2 separate regions of the Homo sapiens genome follow, and region 2 is linked to region 1. The links are chromatin contacts, found by Hi-C or POLR2A ChIA-PET in ENCODE. All regions are on one chromosome and are shown on one strand. Each heading gives the region's core, a stretch centred on a gene start or an enhancer-like site at or near the end of the contact. The rest is flanking DNA. Distances are from core to core; before and after follow the strand shown. Region 1 overlaps AFF3 (ALF transcription elongation factor 3). Region 2 overlaps LINC01104 (long intergenic non-protein coding RNA 1104).

The links. Hi-C counts contacts between places; a loop is a spot of excess contacts on that map. ChIA-PET counts read pairs that join two places held with the same protein, here RNA polymerase II (POLR2A). Pooled maps may share reads with other maps.
Region 2: a loop to region 1 is called in a map of OCI-LY7, with 10 times the contacts of the local background. The contact joins two enhancer-like sites. A Hi-C loop is called at or near these places in 3 of 168 maps with a recorded cell type or tissue (IMR-90, OCI-LY7 and Ramos) and 3 of 50 pooled maps. POLR2A ChIA-PET finds 5 or more read pairs at or near these places in 1 of 52 experiments (activated T-cell).

Annotation. Positions count from the first base shown.
Region 1 is chr2:99,635,140-99,639,818 of GRCh38, reverse strand. All of the region lies in intron 13 of AFF3 (ALF transcription elongation factor 3), which reads left to right. Among named protein-coding and RNA genes, the nearest start is that of REV1, 150 kb to the right of the region's middle. Within about 2 kb of position 2,383, at least 15 of the 41 ENCODE cell types and tissues checked have a DNase peak (open chromatin) inside an H3K27ac peak, as active enhancers do; they include OCI-LY7, where a contact is called at or near this core.
Region 2 is chr2:100,245,532-100,249,717 of GRCh38, reverse strand. It overlaps LINC01104 (long intergenic non-protein coding RNA 1104), which reads right to left. Exons shown (of 3, transcript NR_103730.1): 2 at 2,480-2,606; 3 at 1-654. Among named protein-coding and RNA genes, the nearest start is that of LINC01104, 39 kb to the right of the region's middle. RefSeq lists enhancers at 1-807, 1,679-1,788. Within about 2 kb of position 2,093, at least 2 of the 41 ENCODE cell types and tissues checked have a DNase peak (open chromatin) inside an H3K27ac peak, as active enhancers do; they include OCI-LY7, where a contact is called at or near this core.

The DNA of each region.
Region 1 (4,679 bases), core at 1,134-3,633:
CTACTCGAGAGGCTGAGGCAGGAGAATCACTTGAACCCAGGAAACAGAGGTTGCAGTGAGCCGAGATTGCACTCCATTGCACTCCAACCTGGGTGAGAGTGAGATTCTGTCTCAAAAAAAAAAAAAAATTAATTAAAAAAATAAATACATAAAAAAGTCACCCTGGGTCATATCCTGACACCTTTCCAGCTAATCTCCAAAGAATTGGTCTCATTTTATAATTTCAAAGTAAATAATACTTATTATTTCAAAAGCAAACAGTAATGTTCAATAACGTGGGGGAGCCCTGGCAGAGAACTGTCGGGGGCAGTGTGAAGAGAGATAAGTGCCAACTGAGTCTCCATGCAGTCCTCTCCTCTCTAACAGGCCCAGCAAGTACCATCTATAGTCACAAAAGTGGAGCCCCTTGGCCTCACTGCTCCAACAGAGAGGCCACAGAGGTGTCCCTCACAGCCCTTTGGTGGCTGTTAGCTCAATCCACTGCATTAACGTGAACAAACGCAGGCTGTCGGGTCTAAAAATCAGCTTTTAAAAGCCCCCCTAGTACTAATTTCCACAATAAAACAGAATGGCTCCAGAGAAGCCATTGAGTTCTATCAGGTACATAACACACATTTTAAAAGGTCCCAAATATGTATTTTACACAATAGAAGAAGAGAGCAGGCTGAGGATACAGTCTTTTGAGTAAATAAATAACGAGTTGTATAAAGCCACTAATTGCCCTTTAAGATGGTTTAGTGGCCAGGGATTCCTGAGGACTAATACAGACTCGCTGCCTGATGTCTGGTAAGGAGGCCACAGCCCAAGGCTCCTCCGGGTGAAATTCAGTTTTAACCCATTCAAGTCAATGTTCACAATTCCCACGAGCCTGCAGAAACACATGGGGTGACTTGATCTGGGGCACAGTTAGAAGAGTTTTGATCTCTTTCAGAAAGAATGATAGTGGTCTAGGCTGCACAACAACATACATGTACTTAATGCCACCTAACTGGACACCCTTGGCCAATTTGATGTTATGTGTATGTTTCCAGAATTAAAAACAGGAAAAACAGGCGGTGGGGGGTAAGAGCAAACATCCTGCAGATGCCAGTTTCCCAGGTTCTTCCAGATGCCCCCTTTCTCATAGGCCTGGGCTGGGAATCCCATGTTCTCTTTCCTGGGTTTGAGGTGCTGGAGTTTTAGCCTGGACATGCGTCCTTTCCTTCTCTGCTAGTGGAGAAGACTTCCTGCAAGTTACTTAGATCCTCTGTGGGCGGGGGGACAGCTGGGCACAGCCCCACCCACCACCCCTCCCCTGCTCCTTAGCCAGGTGTCTGTGACCACAGACGAGAAAAACTAACCCGCACCACCAGAGTCCCCCACCCCCACCACCGGAGTCCCCCAGCCTCGCTGCAGTCTGCGAACACAGGAAAGGGCCAAAGGGAACCAGACTGTCCCTAGAGGCAGTGAAAAGACAACTGGTTCTGGCCAGTGGCTCATGCCTGTAATCCCAGCACTTTGGGAGGTCGAGGTGGGCATATCACCTGAGGTCAGGAGTTTGAGACCAGCCTGGCCAACATGGTAAAACTTCATCTCTACTAAAAATACAAAAATTAGTCGGGTGTGGTGGTGTGCACCTGCAGGAGGCTGAGGTAGTTGAATTACTTGAACCTGGAAGACGGAGGTTGCAGTGAGCCAAGAGCATGCCACTGCACTACAGCCTAGGCAACAGAGCAAGACTCCATCTCAAAAAAAAAAAAATACTGGTTCTGGCCCGTTGTCATCCCACTTTGTGCTACCTCTCTTCTGAACTCATCCTCAGACTAAGTATATTAAGTTACCAGGGGTAAAATATTGAAATCACTAAGCTATAAATTATTTTTACTTGAGTCTTTGTCACTATGTCACACTCCTTTTGAATGCCAATGTAGCTGTCCCTTCTAGACCAAGGACAACATAACACTGTGTATCTAATGCATAATGGTTCATTTAACTTATATTTAAATTTACATCCAAAAAAATTTTAAGTATCCAATACGCATGACGTCTCATAGTTGGAATTAAGAGAGAGAAGACTTAATTAGCATAGTTTTCAGTGTTTGTCACTGCTGTCTACCCTACTTCTTTTTTTAAAATATCTATTTCTGAAGTAGAAGTACACCTGTTCCTTCTTGAATGTACTTAGATTAAATTAAGCACTTGCTGTCTGCATGGAATGTGTTGGTTGGTGATTGGTTAATTGGTGGTCGGTTCTGTTAGAATGTTTACACTGATGCCATGTGAAGGTACACCTGGTAGTCCCCCCTTTTTAATTTTGCATATGTCGTCCCCATTCTCATTGAGCCAGATCTGACCTCAAAAGCAATCCAAACGCAACAAATGATATATGTGACAGGGAGAAAAAAAGATTCAAAAAAGATGCATTTCAGTGCCCGTATGTGTTTCTGAACACAGGTGCCACTGTCTTCATCACTCATGCCTGTGCCTGCAGTGGGCGGAGGCCGTGCCGCAAAAGCATCTGTGATGAGTGGGTGGTTTTAAAGCCAATAGATAGACTGAGGTGTTTTGCTTTGTTTTGCTTTGTTTAAAACCAAACTACTTAACTACTTTTCATGGGAGTTAAAGTCATGATATCAAATCTGTTTTGTTTTGTTCTGTTTTTCATCTCCTTTTAGTAAAGAAAACTGGCCAAAGCCCATGGAGTCTGTTCTCTCTGGCTTTAAGAGCCCTTCAGGCCAGCACCCTCTACCCACTCCCGTCCTCTCCATTTCCCCCCTTTTCCCACCCCTGGAACAGTCCCACCCTGACCATTCCACTCTCCAGCCTGGGACTCCCAGAGCCAGCTGGAGCACACCACCCTGCAGCTGCTCACTCTGGGCACAGGGCCTGCCCTCACCTCCGCTCACAGGCTGCCGCCCCGTGACCTGCTCCCAGAGGTAGCCCCGGGCCAGCCTTGGCTGCACTGGGCTGGCTGGCCTTTGATGACTGCATTTTGGAGCCTGATAAGCTCCCCCGTGGCTTTGGAAAGGTTAATGTGCTCCCTGTTCACTGGGGCGGCCTGACCTTCTGACTCCGTCCAACTCCCTTTCCTGTGCTGGCTCCCGGCTGTGGCTGGCTGGCCCACTGCCACGTCGTGTCCTCTTGCTGGCCCTCAGAATGCAGCATCTGCCTCTGCCCTCGCCAGGCAGCATCAGACTCCAGCCATCTGCATGCCTGTTATTTGGGGACAGCCATTCGATCCGCCAAATTCTGAACAGACTTCCTCTATGTAATTGTCCGTGGCCTTGGGTTTGAATTGTCACACTGCCTTCTACCCATTGCCGCTCTCATCCCGAGAGGCAGTATTTACTCAGTGTGACAGTGCTCATTAATTTCAGGTCGGTTCCATTAAAATGTTGAAGTGAACCAACTGCTTGTGAAGGGTGAGTCCATGGCCCCTTTTTCTATTTCACAGACAAAGTAAGCCTGCTCACTGGCCCCAATCCAGCCGACTGGACAGGGCCTCGATGAAGCCCAGCCCAGGCCAAGAGTCTGAAGCCCTGGCAGCTCCCCACATGGCCTCCCTGTGGCCCTGTTCACCCTGTTCCCAGCCAGTGAGTCAGGGAGCCACATTAGGCCACAGTTCCTCATCTTACTTTGGAGACAGAAACCCCTATTCAGCCTGGCTAATGCTGGTGCTAAGAAGCCAAGAAAAATAACCATGGACCCAATGCAAGCACAGCAAATTAAGGTGTAGTCATCTGAGGGACTACGTGAAGGAGGTCCAGGTTCTCTTTGAATCATGGCCCCAGCCACTAAACTATTTAATGGAATTACAGAAGGACTGTGGTCATGGCCTTCGCTGTTGTTGGAAGGTTCCCACCAAGCCAGATGATAACCTGCCCCTCTCTGGCAAAGGCATGTGGTCCTGGCAGATGTGGGGGGCGTATGTGACCTCGTAGTCTCTCAGGGTTGCATGCTTGCTGCCCCAGGCCCTGTGCTGGGGACTTGCTGCCATCATCCCATTTCATCCCCAGACAGCCCAGGGGACAAATGTCAGTATCCTTATTTTACATGTGGGGAAACTGAAGCCTAGAGAGATGGAGCCACTTGCCCAAGGTTAATGAACACAGTAGGGGGTAGAGCCAGGTTTAGGGGTGGCATTGTGGCCTTCAGCAGGGAGGGCCTGGCAGATGGAGCTAGATGCCTGAGAGATCCCTCTTCCATCAACCTGAGTGCCCTTGAAATAGAACAAAATTGGCCAGATGTGGTAGCTCACACCTGTAATCCCTGTACTTTGGAAGGCCAAGGTGGGAGGATCGCTTGAGTCTAGGAGTTTGAGACCAGCCTGGGTGCCATGGCAAGACCTCATCTCTGCAGAAACACACACACACACACAAATTAGCATGGTGGCACACACCTGTAGTCTCAGCTACTTGGGAGGCTGAAGTGGAAAGATTGCTTGAGCCCAGGAGGCAGAGGTTACAGTGATCCATGATTGTGCTACTGCACTCCAGCCTGAGTGATGCAGCAAGACCCTGTGTCATATACATATATGATATGTGTATATGTATGATATGTATATATGATATATATCATATACATAGATGTGATACGTATATATATCATATACATAGATATGTGTATATATCATATACATAGAGATGTGTATATATCATATATAGAGATATGTGTATATATCATATACCTAGAGATATGTG
Region 2 (4,186 bases), core at 844-3,343, 610 kb before region 1:
TCAGCCAGGCCAGATGTCAGAGCCCAAATGTCCTTTCCCAAGGATAATAACTGTGGTTATTGTCCAAACTGAGACACTTTGGTGGGGTGGGAGTTGTAACCATTAAGCCAGGAAAAGAGGTGTCATCCGCGACTATCTCAGCAAACCAGGTCAGAGAGTCACCTTGTCACTTTAGCAGCAGCTGCCTGAACCTATAGAACATAAACTGCAGCTCGACAGGCCCCTCCTGGACAGACAATGTGTTCAAGAGGAGTTTTGGGATAGTGGGGATCCCTGGTAAATGTGGCCCCAACCAAATAGAGGTGGGTGACAAGACAGCCTGGAGAAACCCTGTGCGGGGGCAGCAGGGAGAGGCAAAGGCACCCACTTGCCCAGACATGCCTTCTTAACGCACCCTGCACCGCCTTCTGTGTTTTAGAGATAACAAAAGGCCAAAGGCAAAGATCTGAGCAGATGCCTCAAAGAAGATATATAGATGGCAAATGAGCAGATGAAAAGATAATCCACATCATATGTCATCAGAGAAATGCAAATTAAAACAACAATGAGACACACCTACCGGATACCACACACCTATCAGGATGGCCCAAATCCAGGGCACAGATAGCAGCAAATGCGGTGAGGACGTGGAGCAATAGGAACTCTCATTCATTGCTGTTAGGATGCAAAATATGCAAACTGTGAAAAACAGCTTGGTGGTTTCCTTCAAAACTAAACATCCCCTTACCACACAATCCAGCAATCATGCTCCTTGGTATTTGTGCAGATGAACCGAAAACTAATGTCTGCACAGATACCTGAGCACACATGTTTATAGCAGCCGTGTTTATCATTGCCAAAACTTGGAAGTAACCAAGATGTCCTTCAGCAGGTGAAGGGATAAATAAACTGATACATGCCGGCCGGGCATGGTGGCTCACGCCTGTAATCCCAGCCCTTTGGGAGGCCGAGGTGGGCAAATCACTTGAGGTCAGTTTGAGAGGCCAAGGCAGGCGAATCACTTGAGGTCAGGAGTTCAAGACCAGCCTGGCCAACACGGTGAAATCCCATCTCTACTGAAAATACAAAAATTAGCCAGGCGTGTTGATGGGCACCTGTAATCCCAGCTACTCAGGAGGCTGAGTCAGGAGAATAGCTTGAGCATGGAAGGTGGTGGTTGCAGTGAGCTGAGATCCCGCCACTGCACTCCAGCCTGGGCGACAGACTGGGACTGCATCAAAATAAATAAATAAATAAGGATATCTCCAGACAATGGAATATTATTCAGCACTAAAAACAACTGAGGTACCAAGCTATGAAGTGAAATGGAGGAAATGTAAATGCTTCCAATTATGTGGCATTATGGGAAGGACAAAACCATGATGACAGTAAAAAGATCAGTGGTTGCCTGGGATTGGAGGAAAGGACAGATGAACAGGAGGAGCATGGGAAATTTTAGGGCGGGCAAACTATTCTGTTAAAATGGTGGACGCATGTCATTACCTGCTCTCCACACCCATAGAATGTACAACACCAAGAATGAACCCTAATGCTAACACTGGGCTTTGGGTGATGATCATGTGCCCATGGGGGTTCATCAGTTGTCACAAATGGATAACCGATGGGGGATGTGAGTAGTTGGGGAGGCTGTGCATGTGCTTGGGCAGGGGGGACGTGGGAAACCTCTGTACTTTCCTCTCAAGTTTGCTGGAAACAAACACTTCTCTAAAAAAAAAACTGTTTTTTTTAAACTACCATCTTAAACAAAAAGAGGAGGCCCCAGGTAAAAGACCTCAACCCATAATTTTCCACTGAGAAGGGACTTTCTCACTGGTGGAAGGAGGACACACCGGGTCATTATTTGAGTAATCCAGGCAGGAGACCCTGCCTGGATTGAGTAATCCAGGCGTCTGCTTCACCCATGAGACCGCCTCAGGTGAAAATAGCTTTGCGGTTGTTTTTCTTCTTTTCACCCGATGGGTCTTTGGGGGTTTGTGGCATGCCCCACGGAACAATGAACTCTCAGTTCCCCTTTCTCATTCTCCCCAGGGAGCCGAGGTGCCCTGCCGGGAGAGGGGCCACCTGTACCAGGTGTGAGAGGAGTCGCACCTGGACCCAGGCCCTGCATCCTCGTCCTGCCTCTGCATCCAGCATCCCTGCAGGAAGCCCTGTCTGCAGAAGGGCTGAAAAGTAGCCTTGCTGTGAAAGTGCTTGTGTGTCCCTGAAGGGAGAAGCAAGTCACAGTCAGGGCACTGGTTCCTGTCATCCGGTGCAACACAAAGCAGGCCCCAGGACATGGGGTGCAGACGGGAGCACAGACAGGGTGGGTGCTACTGGGGTGCTCAGGCAGCTTGAGGAGGATGGAGATGGCAAACTTTCCTTCATCATTCCAGGGCCACATTTAGGGCCGGAGGACCAGCAGGTCCCCAAAGCCTACAATGCTTCTGGAGGCCAGTGGCGAGCAGTGTCCAGGGACCCCACAGCCACCACTGAGGCCCACCTGCTCATCCCTCAGCTGGGTGTCCACTGGCGGCCACACTTCAGGTCTCCGGGACGCGGAGTTTGGGCTTCTCTCCCGAGCGGAAGTTATCCAAGTGCCCTCGGCATCCCACGGATTTGCTTTGTCTCTGAGGGAAGAATTAAGGAGTGTTAGCATGATATCAGAAAACTGCTAATTATGGTGAAGAGCTAACACGGCAATCTGGGAACTTGTGGAGCTCTAGTTAGTGATGACAGAAGAGGAAAATATTTGACTGTTTTGTGCTGCACCCAGGTTCTCAGGAGGCGGCAAGAGACGAGAGTTGGCGCTGTGCCATGCTCGGAGCCCCTGGTCCTAGAGACGCTGCTTTCCCCGTGGGAGTTCGGAGCAGAGGCAGCAGCTGGGAAGCTCAGGATGGAGTGAGGAAGGAGAGCGACTTGGGGTGCTTGGGTTGCAGAGATCTAACGCCCCAAGAGAGACTAGCTGTGGCCTGTGCCCACCCCAAACTCACACACTGTTGTGCTCACACACGTGTACACACTCACACACATTTCAACACCCGCACGCCCAAGCTCACACACCACACTCACACGCCTTAGTCACACACACATACACACATTAACACACATACACACTCACATTTGCACATACACACACACACAGTTATGCACCACAGACACACACTCCCAAGTTCACACACCACTATCACACACATCTCTTCACACACACACACTCACCTACACACTCTCACACATGGAACACCGACACACTCTCCATTACGCACCTGCCCTCTCTCACACGCACGCACAAACACACACGTTTCAAGCCGAATTAGAGCTCTTTTTTTGGTCCCACAAAGAAAACGGTAACCTCAGCATCTTGGTCTCAACGAGAACTGGGTGCATGATCCCATCCAACCACAAGGGGGAAAATGAGGAAATGGGTCCTCCATGTCCTCAGACACTGGAGAACAGAAGTATACGCCAGCTCTAACGGGCACCACACATGAACAGGAGGGATTGAAACAGAAAAGGGGTTCCTCCTGATGCGTGGCATTGACAGAGCCCAGTTCTGCCTCATGCCAAGCACCATCTCGCCCCTTGATGATGGAAAATGGTTGCATGTCTTGTTTCCTGGCCCCCATCTCTGTCTTGGTACAGAGTAAAGACTTGAGCCTCCCTTCTAAAGACAGGAGTCCCGCTGAGCTGACCCACCAGCTGACAGATGAAGCCATGACATCTGCTGACCAAGTTCCCCAAGACCCCTTGAGACTCAATTTCTGAAGAGGGTCTGCTGGGAATATCCTGTCTCCATGCTCTGCCCCGCTGTTGGGACACCCTCAGCCTCTGTGGAGCCTCTTGGTCTGACAGCGGGGCTGGATGACTGGCCACCTCTTGACTGTGCCAGCACCTCTACTGCCATGTTCTGCCTGGGGGACTGGAGTTCCTTCTAGCCCTGGCAGAGGGGACTACCCCTAGGATCTGTCCCACCCCATAGCTGGAGTCCTCCCAGTCTACGGGGGTCAGCCCATATGACCAGCAGACTCCTAAAACATGAAGGCCTTTTATTTAGAGAGCTCAGTGAAGGATACGACCAGAGAAATGAGCATCAAGGCTGAGATGAGGGAGCCACACTGGGATACAGCCTAAATTAGTTTTGACCCCCCTGCAAATCCTGCCTTGTCCCTTCTCTCAGTTAACTGAAAACCCAATAGCAGTTAAGTTCAAT